Linked DNA regions of Mus musculus: region 2 is linked to region 1. A link is a loop called in an ENCODE intact Hi-C map of the cell type or tissue named here. Cell type or tissue: left cerebral cortex. All regions are shown on one strand. Links, peaks and the distances in the headings refer to the core of each region. The heading gives the core; the rest is flanking DNA.

Region 1 (5,317 bases), core at 810-4,809:
ATATTTACCCACTCTTCCGTGTATAGAGTGTATCCAGGGTGTAGACTTTAACTAGACTGTTGTTTTCTAGGGGAGCCCAGTGTCTCAGAGGAGGTTGTGATTCGGGGCCAAAGCACCAGGCGTGCGATCCAGCGTCTGCCCCTGGCACCATTGCTTTAGTGGCAAGAGTTGGCAAGTCATTTAATCCCGCTGTGTCTGGATTTCCTTACCTACAAATCACAATGATAACATCTGCCCTGCCTCTGCACAAGGAGCCCGTGAAAAACAACCATGCTCAACAAGTGAAATGTCCTCCTATTCCTATTCAGCTATAGAGTGGCATCACAGAGACCACCCGAAAGGCCCCATGTTTCATGAATATGCACATCAACTATGACTGTAAAAGTAAGGCTCTAGGCTTTCATGGACCCACATGTGGAAATGCTTTGCAGCTCTTGACACATAGTAGGTCTTCAGCAAATACTCATCACTGTAAGCCAGCTGCACCTGTGTGCATTCTACTCATTTGCATTTTCTTTATCACTAGCTTGTTCCACCACTAACTACTGAATACCACTCTGTGCCTTGGCAGAAACAGACTGTGGCTTGATGTAGAGGCACACACCAGCAATCCCAGCATCCTGGAGGTGGAAGCAAGAGGATCAGGAGTTCAAGGCCGTGCTTGGCTAAATAACGAGTTCAAAGCCAGCCAGGGCTAAATGAGACTCTGTCTCAAAACAAAACAAAACAAAACAAAAACAAACAAACAAAAAACAGCGAAAGATATACAGATTGCAAAAGCAGACAATAACTGGGCTCCTGCCGTACAAGCATGAGGACTTGAGTTTGGGTCCTCAGTACATATGTAAAAGCTAGACATATGAAGGAGGTACTGGTGGGGCGGGGCATTGGCCTGCCAATCCAGCCAAATTGATGTGCTTCAGGTTCAATTCAATAAGAGACCCTGTCTCAAAATACAAGGAAGAGAATGATGGAGAGCGTTAGACCGTTAGCCTCCAGAAGCTACACGTGTGTGAACGGATGGGTGCATGCACACATACACGATACACGCACATGAGTAGTACACATAGAAACATACATAAAACGGACAAAAATTGCTACAAAATTGCATAATAAGAAAACATAAAATGCAGCTTTCCGCCTAGCAGTAATAACTTCTGCTGTTACAGTGTTTGTAGATTATGAAGAACCATATAGTTTTGTTTTTACCTAACTCTAATGTCAGCACTATTACCTTCCTGGCTCCAAATTCAGTGCTCTGTTTATATTGAAAAGTCTTGAAAGTCTCTCAATTGTCACAGGTGACTCTAAACAAAAACTTTGGAGTAAAATTTAAGTAAACAATAGTAAAAAAAAATAATAAGGTTTTATTGCAGGACCCCACCCCTCACCCACACACATTTATGAGTTAGCATAATGCAACCATATAACCAATTCAAGATACATTTTCAAATGTTTCTTTTTAAAATTGGCCTTGAATTTCTTTTTTCTTATAGGCAGTTTTCTCTGGGGGAAAAAAAAAGCCAAGCAATAAAGGTGGTGGCCAAGGTGCCTTCCTTTTGTCGACTCTTTAAAAATTACTCAAAATCGATCACTGTATTCAGATACCCGAATCACAGACAATGCCAAATGACCGCTAGCCATCTTATTATATAATTCAACAACTACTGGAGGTAATTTTTACGGGGGAACATTGATTTAACTGACAGTTTAATTAATTGCTTATTTGCCACGGGATATCTACTAAAACCTTTTACTAAAACTGCCGTATCCTTTGTATTCTAACCACTCCCCTGCCACTGCTGCCACCTCCCCATCACACACACACACACACACACACACACACACACACACACACCCTCACCTACACCCAGTGCCAGATCAGTTTCCCGGCCTGTATTCGTAAAACCATATTAAAATTTCACAACACATGGTCACAGTTACTAGGTTTTCTCCACCCTCCCCCTACACTGAATCAATGTCTTCACATATACATTTCCCCCTTGAAATCCACAATTCGGAAAGCCATTGAGAGTGTGCAAACATCTAACATAAAATTCAAATGTCTGTTCTTGGCTGATACTCGGTTCTTTTTTTTAAAGCCATAGTACCCCACCCACTGCATCCAAGGGGTTAGAGGTCCAATCTCGCCACCACAGAGCTCTGCAAGAAAGGGCGGTTATAGCTGCAGGGAAACAGCCGCGATGGAAGAAGATAAGGCGAGCCCATTTCACGCCCCGGCGGCGTGCGGTGCCCGGCTCCAGCCCTGGGAGGGAAACCTTTGTTCGCCTCTGCCATCAAACTGGTAGCTCATCAGAACTGGGGCAACAAGAGTTTGTGCGCATCGGCTCTCGGCAGAGGTTAAACAAAGCCATGCAGCCTGGGGACCCGGCTGAGCGTGTCCGCGTCTCAGCTCCTGGTTAGCGAGGTCCCGCTCTGCGCTGGGGACCCGGGAACCGGACAAGGCGCGGGAAGGAGCGCGGGGCTGAGCGAGTCCCACGCTCTCGGCAAGTTCCCGGGGTGCAGTCCGCTCGCAGGTTCCTCCCAGGGACCCACGAATGAGCACGCCCCGCACAGATCCAGAAGAGAGGGGCTGCGCCGCGCATGGGGTCGTCGCCCCAAAGACCTCCGCCGGCCGTGCTAGCCCACGCCCGGGGCAAGGTAGGAGTCTCGCTCGGGCCCCGCCAGAGAGAGAAGCCACCCGCTGCCCATTGTCTGTTCTCCTCCGTCGCCGGAGGAGAGCTCACCTGCGGTTTCGCAGGGCGCCGCCGTGGAGAGAGGGATTGGCGAGAGCCGCGCGCCCCGGGAACGTCCCAGCCCGCCGAGCCTCCGCAGCAGCAGCAGCCCCAGCAGCGCGGCCGGCTCTCAAGCGCCCGCGGCCTCCATTGCTCTCCCCGCCGCCACCACCGCGCGGCACTGCGCGCCCAGCCCCGCGCGCCGTGGTCACATGCTCCGCCCGCGCTTGCCTTGGCCGCTCGGACCCTCGCCCGCCCCGCCCGGACACCGCCGCGCTGCCCGCCGAGCTCCGTTGGTGCATGCCGGACACTTTGCACCCGGGCTGACTCGAAAGCAGGAGTTAGCCCAGGACACCGTGTGGGACTTACCAGTGCCCTCTCCACCGCTGCAGGAATGGCCAGATCTAAGGCTGAAGGCGAGGGTCGAGGCGCACCTTGCAAGGGGCAAGAATCCAAGACTGTCAGTCACCACCTTCTCTGGAAGTAGTCCGGGTCCCGGGTACCAGCATAAAACAGTAACTCGAGTGACCTGGACCATAAAGAGGTTTCACCCTGCATGGTCCAAGCTATCAGAATGGATCTGGGACTCCTGAGTCGCACAAATGGAAAGATGTCCCTCCAGAGATATAAAAAGCTAGCGATTGTATTGCTGAGTTCCAGTGCATTTGAACACAGTGACATCGGTCATTATTGTCCTCACTCATAATGAAATTAAATATTGACTTCGATATCTTAGAAAGATTATCTTGTCCTTTTGTGGGTTAGTCAGAAGCAATGAGACTTAGCTCCATACTTCCTGTCATGGCTATTTCAATAGAAGCGTTGGAACTCAAGTCTACCGGGCCTTTTGATGCTGCAAATACAAAGATACCAAAATCTAGGCGTCTTATTTATTACTAAAGCAAAAATCTTCTGTGACAAAAGACGCAGAAAACCAACTGTAACATATACTCTATAACGAATCAAAGGTCCCAGTGTCCAAAACAGGACCACTAATTTCAATGCTGATGGCAAGCGTGATTCAGAACTGATACGGGATAGTTCCAGTGCATAGCGGATTAGTTAACTGGGCTTTTCTGGATAACTTGTTGTTGTTGTTGTTGTTTTGGGTTTTTGTTGGTTTTGTTTTGTTTTGTTTTGTTTTGTTTTGTTTTGTTTTTCCAGACAGGATTTCTCTGTGTAGCCCTGGCTGCCCTGAAACTCATTCTGTAGACCAGGCTGGCCTCGAACTTACAGAGATACATATGCCTCTGCCTCTCAAATGCTGGGATTAGTGTATTGTTTCATTGATCATTGCTTACATATATCCTAAACTATTCCTCAAAATAAGAATAATAATGAGTTTTAGAGAATTAAGTTAAAGGTTCCTTTAACTTTGGTTTAGTAGCAATAGAAATTTTTAGAAGCTCAAAATGAAATCTGGGCAGAGTATACAACAGGGATCTTTTTCTTGGCACACTATACTCTTGACTCTGTGCCAACTGCACAAGAATCACTCTATAGTAATTCAAATTCACATAGTGTGGGTTCTACTGACTTTTCATTTTGTAAGACAAATATGGCAACTTATACGCCATTAAATCATCTAGAGAGTTGATGCTCATATTAGAATATTCTAGTGCCAGACTTTATGCATCATACCTCAAATCGGAAGCTAATAGGAAACTTTGATTATCTTTTGAGCTATTTGCCTTGGCTTTTGACTATCACATCGTATCGATAACAGCTCAGTCCACCGGATAGTCAGCATGGAGCTATTAAGTTTACCCTAGAATAACGGAACTTTCAGACCAGATCCTGCCCATTGAGGGGGTGTGGCTGCAGACTAATGGAAGCTTTCAACGTGGCTCTATAGTAAGCTGTCCTGCTGGAAAGGTGACAGGTGACAGAATATCTTTCTTCCGACTTCTCAAGCGTACTGGTCCATAGTTCATACCAACAAAATATAGAAGGGCAACGGGATATATACAAAAGAATTATATAAGAATAAACTCAAAATACATGTTAAGCATAAAGGTAAGACCTAAATCGATCAGAGTCTTAGGGAAAAAAAAAACTTCACAGTGAAGGTATGGAAGGGAAAAGCTATATTCAAGCTAGCTATATAGGGATATAATGACATTTTTTTTTTTGCAATAGAAGGAATGAAGTGCTAATTAACACATACATGAGCCTTGTATGTATTAGGGCTGAACCTTGAGAACATTACAGTAAGAGAAAGAAACCAGACATAAAAGACCACATAAGGCAAGATCTCCTTATACCGAGTATGCAGATAGGCGAGTCTCCTGAAACAGCCACAGGTCACGTGAGGAAGGTGAGCTGAGAGAAAACAGGGCATGGATATTTGGAATGATGAGGACGTTTATGTAATTGTGGAATTTGTTCCACAACTATGGGTCTACTGAGATACCGTTGAATCACACACTATAATGGTGAATTATATGGTTTGTCAGTCACTGATCAATAAAGTTCTTAAAGATATTTTAAAATCTTTTTGTGTGTATTTGTATGTGTTCATGTGTGCACATATAAGTGCGGGTTCACATGCATGTATGCACCTGTGTATGTGGAGGTACCAA
Region 2 (5,317 bases), core at 395-4,394, 120 kb before region 1:
ATTCAAATGAATACCAGTCATGGGGTTGACCTGTGTCTCCCTTAAGCCCAGCAAAAAGATGTATTGGACTCTGCACATTTAAACTTGCTTGTGACTTTATATGGAGACAGGGTCATTATAACATCTATCAAGTTAAAATGTGGTCATTCGGGTAGGCTGTAATCCAATATAACCGATGCCCTTATAAAAAGACGGAATTTGAACTCAGGCACAAATAGAGGAAGATAATGTGAGCACCTAAGGCTCTAGAGCATCATGTACGAGCCAAGAACACCTGCTGCTGCCAGAAGACGATTAGGAGGCCGAGTCTCCCTCACAGAACTCTGAAGGGATTAATGCTTCAGACACCTCGATTTTCACCCTTCTTGCCTCCGAATTGAGAGACAGCCGGCTTCTGCTGAAGCTGCCCAGTGTGTGGTACTTAAGTTACAGCACCCTAGAAAACTAGCACAATGGATTAAGTCTCCAGTCGCCTCCAGCCAGCAGTGCCAGCAACCCACTCCTAGTTAAGAGGAACTGTGGCCTCCGTTAAAAGAAAAAAAAATGGTCTTGCTTACTGCAGAAAATACATGTACAGAGCCCATTCACTTCAGAATCCTTTTCTTGTTCATGTAAAAAGCCAATTTAAATGACAATTCTCTCCCAGTACTCTTTTGCCAAGCTAGGGTATAGAAAGTACACACACATGGGCTTATACATTACACACACACACACACACACACACACACACACACAGTTCTCTGTTGTTAGGTCTTGAATAGGCTGCCAGTTCCCATAGTCGCTGGGGCTGATTCCAGCTGATTCTTGTCAGTTTAGCAGATGAGATTGGAACAGCTGCTTCTTCCATACACAGCATTGTCTTAAAAAGATGGTCAGATTGAATTACAATTAGATTACAGAGCTGCCAAAGAGGGCTGTAATTATAGCATTTTACTCGCCACGTTTACAAGGCAGACATATACGGAAAGGGAATGAAGGCAGAAGGTAAGGCAAGAAAGCCACATCACTTACCTCAGCAGGAAATCTGACAGAGGGAAGAGGGGAGGCTCCTTAGTCAGCAGGGGAGAGGAGCCCCTTGCCACCAACAGCTAGGCTTTGTGTTCAGGCGCTAGAGGACAAGATGTGGTGGAAGAGGAGGGCCAGCCAGGTTGCCATGACTCACCCACAGCTCCAGAGAAGCAAGGGAGGAGCTGAGGCCAAACCAAGGCGGCTCCTGCCAGGATGGCCAAGCCCGGTCCCTTGATTTGGTCTCATCTATAAGAGCATATTCATTTACCCAGCAGCTGTTTATCACGCAGCTCCGAGGAAGCTTGGAGACCGTCTCACTTCTGCTAGATAGCACAAAGACGAGAGAAGAAGAGATCCCATGGCCAGTTATGCTGGTCAACTCCCTTGCTAATCAATAATGCATTTAGCACCACAGGAGGAGCGACAGAACCTACTCAGCCCCCCTCAACCTCGGCATCCCACAGATAAATTGAAGATAGCAATGTTTATGCAGTGAGCGAACTCTTTGAAGGGTAACGATCTCAACAGCCAGCTGGACTCGCATCCGTGGATTCGACGAAGCAACAGACGCCTACTGTGCGCCTTGTATACGTAAGATGCTATGCTAGAGATGAATACAGAGGGGCTGATATAGATTTGTTTCTCAAGAGCTCACAGTTCTTTCGAAAAGCTAGAGCACAGAGACAGAGAAAGTAAGACATCCCCCGCCACACACACAATGATAATCACTAACTCAGGTATATATGTAATTGCAGTAGACTTAATGCTTATGTGCCTCCCAAATTCATAGGTTCAAATCCCAATCCAAGTCTATGTTCGTATAATGGTATTAAAAGGTGAAGCTTTGTGGATGAAACCTCCATGAAAGGGATTAGGACTGTTACAAGAAGGGCCAGAGAAAGATTCCCTCACCTGTTTCAATATGCGAGGATACAATACAGAGGAGTTTTCTCTGTGAGAAAGGGGGTTCTTTTTAGACATGGCATATGTCGGCATCCTTATATTTAACTTCTCAGCCTCCAGAACCTAGAGAAATAAACTAGACACCAGTCTACGATGTCTTCCTTTAGCAATCTAAATGGACGAAGACAGAAAGTTGCACAGGGAGGAAGCTGCCTGGTTCTATCTAGAGTCTTACCCCTTCCTTCCTTCCTAAATGGGACTATGTATAGTGCTTTCTGTTTGTTTATTGGTTTGTTTTAATCATTTTCAGGTTTACCTGTTTTCTTTCTCCTAAAGATACACCCTACTACACAATTCAATTATCTTTCCTCACTACCAGCCAGTGCTATTTCCATCACGAAAACGTCTTCTCCCAGAACACTGTGAAAAGCTCCAACTCCATCCCCTAATTTAAGGTATTGCTTAGTTACAGTGGAGCGGATCTCTGGGAGGAACGAAAACATCTCTAACAGTGCCACCGACGATAAAAGCAACTGCAGGAGTTTCTCTCAACTTAGAGGAGAGACGATGACAGTTTTCTTCTCTTCAGTGCCCTGGGCAGACAGAACCCATCTGCTGGCTATGTCACTCTTCCCTTGCTAATTTCAATATACGTCCTGCTCCCATCCACGCAACCCACCTTAACACAGTATCACAGGCAACTGGAAGATTCCCAAAACCGACTGTGATGTGGAGGTCATTTGCATTTAAGGTCAGGTTTTAGTTCTAACTAGGAATGTCCCATATAGGTGAAAATCGCCACCCATCGGGTACCACAGGGTTCAAGACCTCAGCTCGACTGGAGACCAGGCTGTTTGTGCATAGCCCATCGCCCCACAGGTACAGGCATCATCTTGGAATGAGACCTCTTTCAGGGAAGACAGATTCCAGACCTGACTAATATAGGGCATTTTTAATATCAGAAGAGGAACTTTCAAAATAAATGAGCATCCAGAAACGCTCAGAGGTTCAAGGAGATAAAGACCAGGCAGCAAACTACAGCAGCCCAGGTGCTTCAAGGGTTCAGATCCAGGGGTTTCGATGGCCTCCTGGGAACTATTAGGAAAAAAGAACTCTGTGGCCCTGCAGTGTAGGGAGCGCAGACTGGTCTGTCAGCCTGGCCCTGTGAAAGTGACACAGGCTGCCTTCTGCACAAGGAAGAAGGTTCAAGGCAGGGGAAGTCCAGCTTGCCTACTTGCTATCCCCATCAAGTGCCAGGCCATGAAGTATATCAGCTGGGATGTGTCTCCATGCAAGTCTTTCTGACTACACCAAGGCTTCAAGAGATGAGCCACAAAGCCACATCTGCCAGGGCAGGACACCATTCTCTCACTGCCAAAGGACACTCTGTACACGAGAGTAGAAGGCCACCAGTCCCAGACAGAGGTGAAGGTAGGTAAGTTCCATAAGGTCTTGGGGGAGTTAGGATCCTCTCTTGCTAATTGGAAATTGCTGCTCAGGGGGCCAGAGGTGATGGACAGGGCTTGTTGATATGGAGTGCACCCGGGGGATACAGATCACAAGGCAATCCTGGTCTGTGGGGAAAGGCTAGGACCTTATGACCCAGGGTCCATCATAGAAAGAAGAGACTTAGGCAGTATCTCCAGGGTAGTGGAGACTAGACGCACAGGGTGAGTTAACTTTGCAATTCCAAACTCTACCTCCTGTGAACTTGGATAAATCACAAAGAGTCACTCATAGAATGACTTCCCAAGTACCAACTAAAATAGTCCCCGAAGTGCTTGGTGACTTTTCCTTTCTTACCCTCTTGCTCATCAGAAATTAAAGTGGTTGTTATTGTGGTGAAATGAATGGTGGGGTTAAAACAGTGAGGTTGGCAACACAGAGGAAAGGAAAAAAGGAGGGCTTGAAGGTTGGTATAGGATTGCCACACTGACCCTGAGAGGAAGCACAGACTCTGGGAAAAACAATGCTGGGCTTAGGAGACTGCAGCTCCTAGAACCATCTGCCCCTGCCCTGTGAGCGCGCATGCACACACCCCCCACCCCCCATCCCCCGCACCCACCATGCTAGGTACTAATTAATGCCCTTTCCCTAGTACTTTTGTGTAGTTTCACCTTTACAACTATTCTTTTATCTAAAGCACCTAGTTTTAACAGACTGAATTGTGGGTAACGATGACGTCTAAGAAAGCCTCCGCCGATCAGAGGAAGACTGGCATCTGACCTTCCTGAGGGAGGGCAAGGGAAGTTAAAATGGTAGACCAAGTACAGATGGAGTCCGCCCTTTGCTGCAGCTCTGCTCAGCCCCGCCCCTGTCACGTCCTTCCCTCCCCCTCCTGTCGCAGCCTTTGCCTCCTGTGTGCTGAATGCACCTTGACTATTTGCAGGCTTCACCTGTGCCATGCTGGGACTTCTTCAGGAGCACAAGGAGACTGTTTCCAGGCTGGGGCAGAGGGAATGCTGAGAGAAAGAGGCATCTCTCCTCCCCTACCCCAGCTGCCAGCCTAGGCCAGGAAGAGGGAGAAAGGAGAAGTAATTTCCTTCGCTGCCCACTTCAACCGCAGACACTTCTGCTCCCTCTTTCAATAACGTGAAGTTTCAGGGTTTGATTGACATGCCTATCTGCCCTCCCGTCGCCCTCTTTTCAGCCTTTAGCATTTCCGTTCTTTTATTAAATGCTGGAGTTGTGTTGAGTCCAGTCCCAGCTGTGCAGCCTTAAGTCTGAATTAGTATTGATTGTTCTCTCAGTTGTAGGTTTCAATCTCTGACAGGTGGATGTTATCCACCTTGCGTTTTTGCCTTTACAGAAAGGGTATTAATAGTTATGCTCTTGGCTCGGGCTGGCTACGGAACTTGTCTGTTCTTTGGCATGATAATCCAGAAATGATGTCCACATCGGGCTCGGCATTGCTCACTTCAATTCATATTCAACAACAGAATGGTGTGCAAACATTTTTCTGCCTATTTATCCAATTTGCCAATTACTTTCTTTTCAGGTCGGTGAAATTTCCCACTGTTTCACTGAGGTAAATGGCTACTAGAGACTTTCAGTTAGGAGCTTTTATTAAAGTAACACAAAGTTCTGAGAAACCACCAGAAGGTAAGGTTTTAATTTTACCACCACCACCACCACCACCACCACCACCACCACTACTACTACTACTACTACTATTATAATCTTGTATTTCCTTTTGGTATATGTGAGGTATATATATTTGCATACCTTGAGTAATTCATATATATATATATATATATATATATATATATATATGTTACGATTCAGTTAAACTATATTTTCCTCATTCAAGCACAAAAAATGTTCTCAAGGCTGTGAAAATATACAGTTATTAAACCAGTTGTTAAGAAGACTTGAGTGTCCACCAAGAAGTCCTGAAGGGCAGTGA

The links. Hi-C counts contacts between places; a loop is a spot of excess contacts. Peaks named below come from ENCODE experiments on the same cell type or tissue, not always from the same donor. Only the 100,000 strongest peaks of a DNase experiment are listed, where the experiment ranks them.
Region 2: it touches region 1 in a loop (4-fold over the local background); 1 of 42 quality-filtered maps calls a loop at or near these places.

What each region holds. Positions count from the first base shown.
Region 1 is chr5:76,655,284-76,660,600 of GRCm38, reverse strand. It overlaps a transcript of Cracd not described here. Among named protein-coding and RNA genes, the nearest start is that of Cep135, 69 kb to the right of the region's middle. In left cerebral cortex, for the core only: a CTCF peak has its summit at 2,900; DNase peaks (open chromatin) are centred at 1,951, 2,216, 2,911 and 4,198; H3K4me3 peaks cover 2,260 bases; H3K27ac peaks cover 1,303 bases.
Region 2 is chr5:76,778,375-76,783,691 of GRCm38, reverse strand. It overlaps a transcript of Cracd not described here. Among named protein-coding and RNA genes, the nearest start is that of Gm34369, 3.6 kb to the right of the region's middle. In left cerebral cortex, for the core only: no CTCF peak of the experiment used is centred there; DNase peaks (open chromatin) are centred at 496, 870, 1,123 and 2,417; H3K27ac peaks cover 774 bases.